Regions from separate parts of the Mus musculus genome. Here region 1 is linked to region 2. A link is a loop called in an ENCODE intact Hi-C map of the cell type or tissue named here. Cell type or tissue: heart. All regions are shown on one strand.

Region 1 (5,000 bases), 91 kb before region 2:
AGTCCCAAGTCTTTTTTTTATTATTACTCCATTTTTTATTAGATATTTTCTTTATTTACATTTCAAATGTCATCCCCTTTCCTAGTTTCCCCTCCGAAAATCCCCTATCCCCTCCCCCTCCCCCTGCTTCCCAACCCACCCACTTCCATTCCTGTCCTGGCATTCCCCTATATTGGGACATAGAGCCTTCCCAGGACCAAGGGCCTCTCCTCCCATTGATGACCGACTAGGCCATCCTCTGCTACAAATAGTCCCAAGTCTTAAATATGATGATCTCCATCCATGTTTAGGATGAGAAGAAGAAAACTGGAAGCTAAAACTACCTTCCACAAACTCTAGCTATGACCAGCCTGGGGCCCAGGTCCACATATAATCTGGGTTACCAGGTAGCAAGACAGATTGTTTTAAAGTATTGATGCTCAGACACATCACTTCCAGCATCTGAGCAGGCAACAGACAACTGATACCTGTATCTCTGCTGTCACCCAGCAGAGGCCAAGGGTGAATGCAATTCCTACAATTAGCTGGGAGATGGGAGAACTCCCCAAGTAGAGGCAAACTCACTAGATTTACATCAGGTCTCACCCACTGGGTTGGATAGCTACTGACCCACTCTACAGAACAAAGCCTTCTGATTTAACAACCTAACCAGAAGCTTTAATGATTTGCATACACCCTTAGGGTAGGAGAATGTCCTCTAACCCAAGGCCATTCTTTCTATTTCACAAGACTACACCCAGGAATTACCCAGAACCTACAAAACAGGTTAGAAGCGAAAGAAGGCTCGACAACAAGTCCAGAAAGCTCCCCAAACATAATCTCACTTGTTCCTTGGGCTCTAAAAGAGTCCTAAATAATCTGAAGGTGAAACACTTAAATGCCAATCAGAGAAGACTCTGGCAGGAGAGCAACTCGTTCACAGAGTTTATAGATGCTTTGTGCCTTTAAGAGAGGAATGGGTAGGAAGCCCGTAGACTCTAAGCCTCGCTTTTCTAAGCCTCGCTTTCTAAAGTTAAGCGTTTAAAACAAAACCAAAAACCCCACGGTTACTAATTTGGGAAGGACTCTGCAGTTAAATGAGCATGTAAGATTGATTTCCCGAAGCAATAGCAATTGTAATTGCAACACACGGATACAGAGGGTGGTAGCACACCAACCGAGATGGTTACATTAGGTCCAGCAACCCTGTTGTCACTGCAGGCGTTAAATTTAAACCCCAAGCAGCCTCGACTTCAATAGCGGAAAGATAGGCAGTTTAAACCTTACTAATTGCCCTACACATACACCCGACCTTACCGGTTTGAGAAGCCTCCACTCTCACCTGGAGCGAAGTCCACCGGGTTTGTGTTAACCACAGCCCAAGGGTGGAAAGGTACTAGTTGCTCGAGGCATTTCCCGGAGGGAAAAGGTCCGGTTAGGCACAGGGCGTCTCAGAGGTCCCTTCTGCACAGCCCCTGACTATCAGCACCTTCCCTCCCGGAGAAAGGAAACAGGAAAAGATAGGACACAGCAGTAGTTGACACCAGAATGTAGGCTCCTTTACGCGTATGGAGGCTTCTCTACGCAGGTTTTTACCTATAACCCTGGCAAAGTCCCCCCATGACCCCTGCAAAGTCCCTCCAGATCACTGTCCTGGGACGGAAAGAAAGGTGGGGCGCGACACGTGACCCTGGACCTCCCCACCCCCGCAAGAAGTCAGCGGGCACCTCTAGCTAGAGGTCTCCCACCTCTTAGGACATGCTTATGGGGCCACAAACTCTAATTCCCTTCGGACACCCAAGCTCACGACCTCCGGATCCTAATTGGTCTTATGGTCTCTCCACCGCCAAAAGGTTTGGGACCTGTCTTGCATCCCATTCTCCCCGCTACAACGGCAGAGTCCGCTCCAATAATTCGCGGCACTGAACTCCAGGAATTGTGTCTTCCTGCTCCGGTTTGCCACCACTGCCGGGCCAACCCAGAGTCAACTGGGCCCAGCAGTTAGAAAGTTAGGAAGGGAAGGGGTCCCCAAGGACCTCCTCTCCCGCCTTGGGCACTGGGTCCTTGGCAGAGACCGCCCCAGTGCCTCCTCTCCACGCGTAAACTGGGTACACACGACCTTTGAAAAGTAAACGCTAGCGAGACTAGACGACCTTGGTTGGGACGCGCTCGGGCAGGCTACCCAGAAGGGTGAGCCAGCATTGGGAAAGTTGAGGCGCACCGGAGCGCCCGGGGAATTGCGCCCTCACCTCCATCCTAGAGGCCAGTGACGTGAGGGGGGATGGGAGGGGAAAGCAGCGGCTTAAAGCAGCGCCCCGAGCTCAGCGCACGCGATCTGTCAGCAGCAGCCCTGGGACCGGGAAAGACCAGCGGGGCGCGCGGGTCATCAAGGCACAGACCCGCCCGCTTGACAGCAGGCGCGGTGCACAAGGCTCTCGGTCCCCGGAGTACCTGGCGCGCGCGTCGCACCCTGCACCTGCACCCCAGGCTCCCCATCACCCCAACTCGTTCTCTCTCCGGGCCCGGCGGGCGGGTGCCCGTGCCAGCCGTCACTTACCTGCTCCTGGGCGACCGTCTAGGCACTCAATCCTCCCGCCACCGCCCCCTGGCCCCCCACCTAGTCCAGCGGCCCTGCCCCGCAGCGCTGCACGGCGCTTCGGCCGCTCCCCCACGTGCTAGCCCAGGCCGGGCGAACACAGAGACATTAAATACTGAGGACGCGCAACGACGTGCCCGCGGCGCGACGCAAGGCCCCGCCCCTCGCCCTCGGCTCCCTGGCGTGCCCCCCTCGCCCGCTCGCTCTCCTGCGCGTGCGCGCCATCGGCCGCTCCCTCCCCCGACTTGCGCGCGCCTCTCTCCCAGCTGCGCCAAGAGGGGCGCGGTCAGGAGCTCTCCGCTGACATCCCGGAGCTGTACGGGCCCGCCTTGCTGGCGCTCTCGCGAGAGTAACAATATTCACGGCGGGCATGGGAGATGGCCCCTACGTCCCACACTCGGGCTGGGGTGGGTTCCTGGTGTCTGAGTGCTCGGCACAATGAACTTGGCTCGCACGGGGTCTCTGCTTCTTCTCCGGGGAGAGGTGTCAGGCAGGTTCCTGCCTTGGGATGGTGCCTCTCCTGGAAAAGGTTGCTGAGGCTGGTGAGGGACGATGCTACATTGTTCCCCTTGCCTAGGAATCTGGCTTTCCCGTAACCTTGCGAGCATAGCATAGCTTTTCGAGTATAATAGGTGGCCATTGGTTGATCAGTAATGTGGATACTGTGTAGCCCTCAAGGGCAAGTTGATTTCTCATTTTCGCAACTTTAGTGATGTCGAAGGGGCTTTTCTCTAAATGATCTGGGGTTTTGCAAAGTTTGCCTTCGAAGAAATGGTCACCATGAGTCACTGCCTCCCCCAACGACTTGAGAAAACCAAACTACCTGCAGATAATTGTATCCGACGGAGGTTCCACTTGCCAACCAGCCCAGCTCTGATCCTTAAAACCTAGGCACTTTCCTTTACTTGCTTATTTATTTTGATATTCTGAGACTGTGTCTCATGTCTCACGGCCTCAAGCTGGGAAGTTCTAGGTTGACCTTGAACTCCTGATCCTCCTGCCTCCACCTCCCTAAGTGTTGGCATTACAGGGCACTTTCAGTGCACATTTTTTGAACGAAATATAGGAAAGGTACCATACTAAGAACCAACCATTACTTGGGAAAAATCTTCACTGGTGATCAAATGTGAATTTTAAGTTTTAAAAAGAGACTATGCATACTGAATATAATTTTGAGTATCTACTGTCTAACTCATTTATTTCTTTTTCTTTTTTTTTTTTTTTTTTTTTTTTGGTTTTTCGAGACAGGGTTTCTCTGTGCAGCCCTGGCTGTCCTGGAACTCACTTTGTAGACCAGGCTGGCCTCGAACTCAGAAATCCACCTGCCTCTGCCTCCCAAGTGCTGGGATTAAAGGCGTGCGCCACCACGCCCGGCTTCATTTATTTCTTGAGCCAGCACTTGGAAAGCTGAGGGAAGATTACCACAATTTCAAAGCACCCTGGGCTACAGAGTTGAGATCTCAAAGTACACAGCCCAAATTGTTTTTAAAGATTATTTTTATGCATATGAGTGTTAGCTGCATACATGTATATTTATCATTCGGGTCCCTGGTGCTTGTGACGGCCAGAAGAGGATGTTGGAGCCTCTTGAACTGGAGTTCCAGACCAGTTTAAAGCCTCCACAGGAGGCTGGGGACTGAACTCTGGTCCTCTGGAAAATTGGATGGTGCTCTTGCCACGGAACCATCTCTCTACCACCACCCCGCCACCCAAATTTAAGTCCCACCATACCTGTTCTGTAAATAATAGTGGATTAGTGACTGACTGTGGCGTAAGGGAACAAACAAGACGCAATTAATTCACTTGAGACTAGATACTGAACTAATGACCCATCACTCAGTGACTCTGGCGGGTGTTAAAGGGAGAGGGAGGCTCACTCACGTTGTGGTTAAGAAAAGGACAACAGAGAGACTGGCGAAATGGCTCAGTGGGTAAGAGTACTGATTGCTCTTCCAAAATTCCTGAGTTCAAATCCCAGCAACCACATGGTGACTCACAACCATCTGTACTGAGATCTGACGAACTATTCTGGTACATCTGAAGTCAGCTACAGTGTACTTATGTATAATAATAAATAAATCCTTGGGCCAAAGCAAGCAGGAACCGAGCGAGCAGAGGTCCTAAAAACTCAATTCCTAACAACCACATGAAGGCTCACAACCATCTATACAGCTACAGGGTACTCACATACATAAAATAAATAAATCTTTTTTTAAAAAGGAAGGAAGGAAGGAAGAAGAAAGAAAGAAAGAAAGAAAGAAAGAAAGAAAGAAAGAAAGAAAGAAAGAAAGAAAAAGAAAGAAAGAAAACAACAGAGAATGACAATCCCACTGGCTTGAGTTACTGTGAGAACTGAGAATACTGGTAGACAAGCAGCGTTTGGTTTAGTTGGGGCCCATTAACTTTGTTTTTGTTTGTTTGTTGT
Region 2 (5,000 bases):
CACGTGGGGAGGTTGGAGATGGCCACTCAGGCCATTCAGACAGTGCTTGATGCTTTAGGTAATCCATCTACCTCAGTATATTGTGCTCATAAGGAAAAGAAAGATATACACACAAAGAGAAGTCAGTAGGGCGTGTTTGTGCACCTCTCTAATCCCAGAACTTAAGAAGCAGAGGCAAATGGATATCTGTGAGTTCAGTGGGGCCAGTTCGGTCTATGAAGTGAGTTATAGGTCTGCCAGGGCTATATAGAGAGACCCTATATCAAAACCACACAACTAGGGGCTGGTGAGATGGCTCAGCAGGTAAGACTGCTCTTCCAAAGGTCCTGAGTTCAAATCCCAACCACATGGTGGCTCACAACCATCCATAACGAGATCTGACTACCTCTTCTGGTGTGTCTGAAGACAGCTACAGTGTACTTACATATAAAAAATAAATAAATAAAACCACACAACTAACACACACACACATCACAACACAACACAACACAACACAGTAAGACCAGCAGTAAAAGAAAATGGCTGAGAGCAAAGCTCAGGTGTGGAATCTGGCCTGACTTGTGCCAAGCCCTGGGTTCAAGTCCCAGCCAAAGTGTGTGGATGGCATGGGGAGTGGGGTGGGTGAGCGTGGGACTAGGGAGTGAGGATCAGGAGTCCACGTCCAGCCTCAGCACACAGTGAGTTTCAGGCCAGCTGGGGGGACAAGAAACCCTATCTTAAAAAAAAAATACTTATGGAAAAAAAAAATAGAAGGAGAAAGAAGATTAAGAAAACCAAAGAGTGAAACTGAGAAAACAGGTCAGACAATAGAGTGTTCACCTCGGAGGCATACAGGCCATAGCTCCATCTCTAGCTGTGTTTGTGCTCAATATCCCAGGGCTGGAGGCAGGGGAATTCTGGGGCTTTCTGGTCAGCCAGTCTGGCCTACTTGGTGTTGCAGACCAGAGAAAATTATTGTCTTTCAAAAAAGAAGGTAGATAATTCCTGAGGGTCAACACATGGGGTTCTCTTCTGACCTCCATATCTATACACACACACACACACATGCACACATGTACGCAATGTCAGGGTGGGGATGCATCTAAGGAAAAACAGGCTGAAAAATTACGGGTGTGGCTGTATCTATAAAATAACATGAAATTAGAGTTCCCTTGGAAATGACTGATAAGGCTCAAGTCCCTCATAATGTAAACCCTGGTGTTTTTCTCCCTTCCCTGGTACAAACTCCTGTTAAAACATAAGGGGTGGGGCTGAAGAGGTGGCTCAGTGGTTAAGCGCACTGACTGCTCTTCCAGAGGTCCTGAGTTCAAGTCCCAAGTGCTGAAAGTGATGGCTCACAACCATCTGTAATGAGATCTGACACCCTCTTCTGGCGTGTCTAAAGACAGCTACAGTGTACTTACATATAATAATAAATAAATCTTTGGGATGGGGTGAACAGGGCTGGATGGAGCGAGCAGAGGTCCTGAGTTCAATTCCCAACAACCACACGATGGCTCACAACTATCTGCACAGCTACAGTGTACTCATATACATAAAATAAATAAATCTTTGAAAAAAAAAAAAAGACTGAAAATCAGGGGTGGTGAGATGACTCAGGAGATAAAAGACAGTGGCCACCAAGCCTGGCACCCTTAGTTCAGTCACAGGGAGCTACATCATAGAAAAACTGACTTCTCCGTGTTGTCCTCTGACTACACACACACACACACACCCTTTGACACTCACAAAACAAATTAAAAAAGAAAGAAAGAAAGAAAGAAATTAAATTAAAAGGCTGGAAAGATGGCTCAGCTGGTAAGATCACTTTCTCACTGTCTTGCTCTTCCAGAGGACCTGGGTTTAATTCCCAGAATTCACATGGCAGCTCACAACTTCTGTACCTTCGCTTTCCTGAGATCCAAAGCCCTCTTCTGACTTCTCAGAGCACCAGGCATACAAGTAGTACACAGACAGACATGGAGGCAAGACAAAATATATTTTTTTCCTTTAATAAAGTGAGAGTTAATCCAGACACTTGGTAGGTAAGAGTCCGAGGCCAGCCTAGTCTATGGAGAGAGTTCCAGGACAGCCAAGGCTACACAGAAAAAAACCTGTCTGGAAAAACAAACAAAAAGAAAAAAAGGAAAAAAACGAGAAGAAAAGAAAGAAAGAAAATGTGCCAATTTGCAAGTCATTCCACAAAACAAAATTCTTTTTTGCCCAAAAATAGGCCAGAGCAGTCAGCTGATATTTTGTCTCTTCTAAACCAGCAGAGGTGGCAGGCTTTGTTTCAAAGCAAGGATTTGTAGAGGTCTCTTTGGCCTCCAATCTCAGCTCAATCAAATGACCCTAAAACGTCACTAGGCAGCTAACCACAGGAGAAAGGGGAGGTGGCCTTTAGACCGTGAAGTCTCACTCATCAGCAATTTCCTGAAACCATACGTTTCTGTACAAACACTTCCATCTCCAGGAATCACCCTGCATCAGGAAGGGGCAGGAAAAGGCACTTTGAATTAAGACACAAATAAAAATTAAGAGGTTCAGAAACAATATAAATTTCTCAAGGGAAGAAGCGGGAGAAAGAAATGTGTTTTAAAAAAAAGAAAAAGAAAAACGCGAACGCATCAACAAATTCGAGAAGGAGGCACCCACCGTTGGTGCGTCTTTCTCACGAACCTACCCGCGCTGAAGCCCAGTAAGAACGATAGGAGCAGCAGCCACAGTCGCACGAGACAGATCCGCCGCGAGAGCTCCATGATGAAAACCCCGCCGCAACATCAGCAACAGGCAGGAGCCAAAGGCCATCGCGTGACGGCTTGCGCGGGGACTGGGCGGAGTCAGGGGCGGAGCCTAAGTGGGCCCTGACACTCCTAAGGATTCCGCGCTCCCTCTGCCGGTCGGACCCACCCAGGACCTCCTACAAAGGGCTCTCGAGGGAGGTGCTACAAAGGAGGCAGTTAATATGTCATCTGACCTTGGTTACTAAGTAGGGAAGAATTGAGAAAACTACAACTGGATAACCACCATCCCCTCAGCCCGGCCCGTGTTTGTCTTCTCCGACAAAAGGCTTATGTTTTATCTTTTAAGACTTGTTTTTATTATTTTATGTGCATATGTGTGTATGAATGTATATGCCACATGTGTGGGTTTATGCAGAAGGAGTGGGTTTCTCTGGAGCTAGGGTTACAGGGCTTTTTGAGTGGCCGGTGCAGATGCTGGGAACTGAATTTGAGTCCTCTGGAAAACCAACAAGTGCTCTTAAATTACTGAGCCATCTCCATAGTCTCAGGCCTAGAATTTTAAAAAATTGCATCTGAAAAGATGAAGTCAGATTAAAGCACGAACCAGCAGGTCTTTTAAGACTAGAGCTGGGCAGTGGTGGCGCACACCTTTAATTTCAGCTCTTGGGAGGCAAAGTCAGGTGGATTTCTGAGTTCCAAGCCAGCCTGGTTTACAGAGTGAGTTCAAGGACAGCCAGGGCTACACAGAGAAACCCTGTCTCAAAAAAAAAAAAAAAAAAAAAAAAAAAAAAAAACAGAAAGAAAGAAAGAAAAAGAGAGAGAGAGAGAGAGAGAGAGAGAGAGAGAGAGAGAAAGAAAGAAAGAAAGAAAGAAAGAAAAGAAGAGAGAAAGAAAGAGTCTAGATTCTATTTTCAGAAACCCATTACTTTGAAGTGGTGGCTCAGGGGTTAAGGGCATTGTTGCTCTTCCAAAGGACCCAAGTTTGGTTCCCAAGACCCACATGGTGGCGTACAGATTCAGAACTCCACATCTCATGATCCAGGGGATCTGGCACTTCCTCAAGCATACATATGATGCATATATAAGCCTGCAGGCAAAACGCTCACATAGATAAAGTGAATCGAAAATATTATTATCAAATCACATGTGTCATTAATATACTAGTAATTCATAAAAAATTACTATATAGATCCTATAACTTTTGGTTATGTATTTTAAACACAGCAAAAAAAAAGTGGACTTTTTCTCTCTTGATAGCATGGTCAACATCACTGTGTGTGATATACTATCTTCAAAGCAGTTATTTAAAAGAAGGTATCAAGGGCTTGTGGAGAGGAATTTGAAGAAAACATGGACTGCAGAGGTGTGTGTGTATGATATGTCTGTCTGAAGATAAATTTTTATTTTACGGAATATTTTAGGGGTACTGAGTCACCTCACAGAGCCAAGCAACAGCAAGAGCTACCTGGAAGTGACTTTTGTCTCTGCAAACTTTGTTTTAAGATAACAAACTCACAAAAGAAAGCAAGAACAAAGAATGTGTCCCTGACTCAGGTTTTTATCCTCCCCCATGCCTCCTATGCATCAGCAGAAATGTTTTTCTTTGCAACCTGTAGATTTTATAGCTTCTAGAAAGTGTAGTGCGTATCCTGTGTCCTACGTTGCCACTGAGGGCAGGGCTGCAGAGAAGTGGGAGTCTGCTGTCTACTTTTCTCCTGCTCCAACATGAGTGGGGCCAAATGCCTGAAAAATCTAGCCTTTTTTTTGGTTTTGTTTTTGTTTTTTGTTTTTTGTTTTTTTTTTCAAGACTGGGTTTCTCTATATAGCCCTGGCTGTCCTGGAACTCACTCTGTAGACCAGGCTGGCCTCGAACTCAGAAATCCGCCTGCCTCTGCCTGCCGAGTGCTGGGATTAAAGGCATGCGCCACCACGCCCAGCTTTCCATGTTCTTTATGATCAGAGCCAAACACACTTAACCACCAGAGGCTGTACTATGTGCCTTGTTCTCAGAAGCCTGCAGCTAAAGAATTTCCATGAGGTTTTTCTCTAACCTGGGCTGCAGAGCAAGACCTCCATCTCAAGAGAAAGAATGAATACATGAATAGATAAAAATAAAGTATTGTAGTTTGATATTAGTGGTAGACTATGAGCCACAGAGTGTTTTGCAGCAAAAAAGTTCAAATTTTCTATGTTTGGATTTTTTCATAATAAAATATAGAAAAGATTAGCTTTTTTGTTTGTTTGTTTATTTGGGGTTCTTTTTGTTTTTTTTGTTTT

What was found. A loop is a pair of places that touch in the nucleus more often than their neighbours do. Peaks named below come from ENCODE experiments on the same cell type or tissue, not always from the same donor. Only the 100,000 strongest peaks of a DNase experiment are listed, where the experiment ranks them.
Region 1: a loop joins it to region 2, with 2.3 times the contacts of the local background. A loop is called at or near these places in 11 of 42 quality-filtered maps.

Annotation. Positions count from the first base shown.
Region 1 is chr11:88,861,861-88,866,860 of GRCm38, forward strand. It overlaps Akap1 (A kinase (PRKA) anchor protein 1), which reads right to left and starts at 2,726. Exons shown (of 11, transcript NM_001042541.1): 1 at 2,537-2,726. The region is part of intron 3 of 4930556N13Rik (RIKEN cDNA 4930556N13 gene); the gene reads left to right. In heart, no CTCF peak of the experiment used is centred here; DNase peaks (open chromatin) are centred at 1,681 and 2,831; H3K4me3 peaks cover 3,133 bases; H3K27ac peaks cover 2,778 bases.
Region 2 is chr11:88,952,632-88,957,631 of GRCm38, forward strand. Scpep1 (serine carboxypeptidase 1) reads right to left here and starts at 2,811. Exons shown (of 13, transcript NM_029023.3): 1 at 2,663-2,811. The coding sequence starts at 2,738. In heart, a CTCF peak has its summit at 2,876 (motif pointing left); a DNase peak (open chromatin) is centred at 2,820; H3K4me3 peaks cover 1,416 bases; H3K27ac peaks cover 1,529 bases.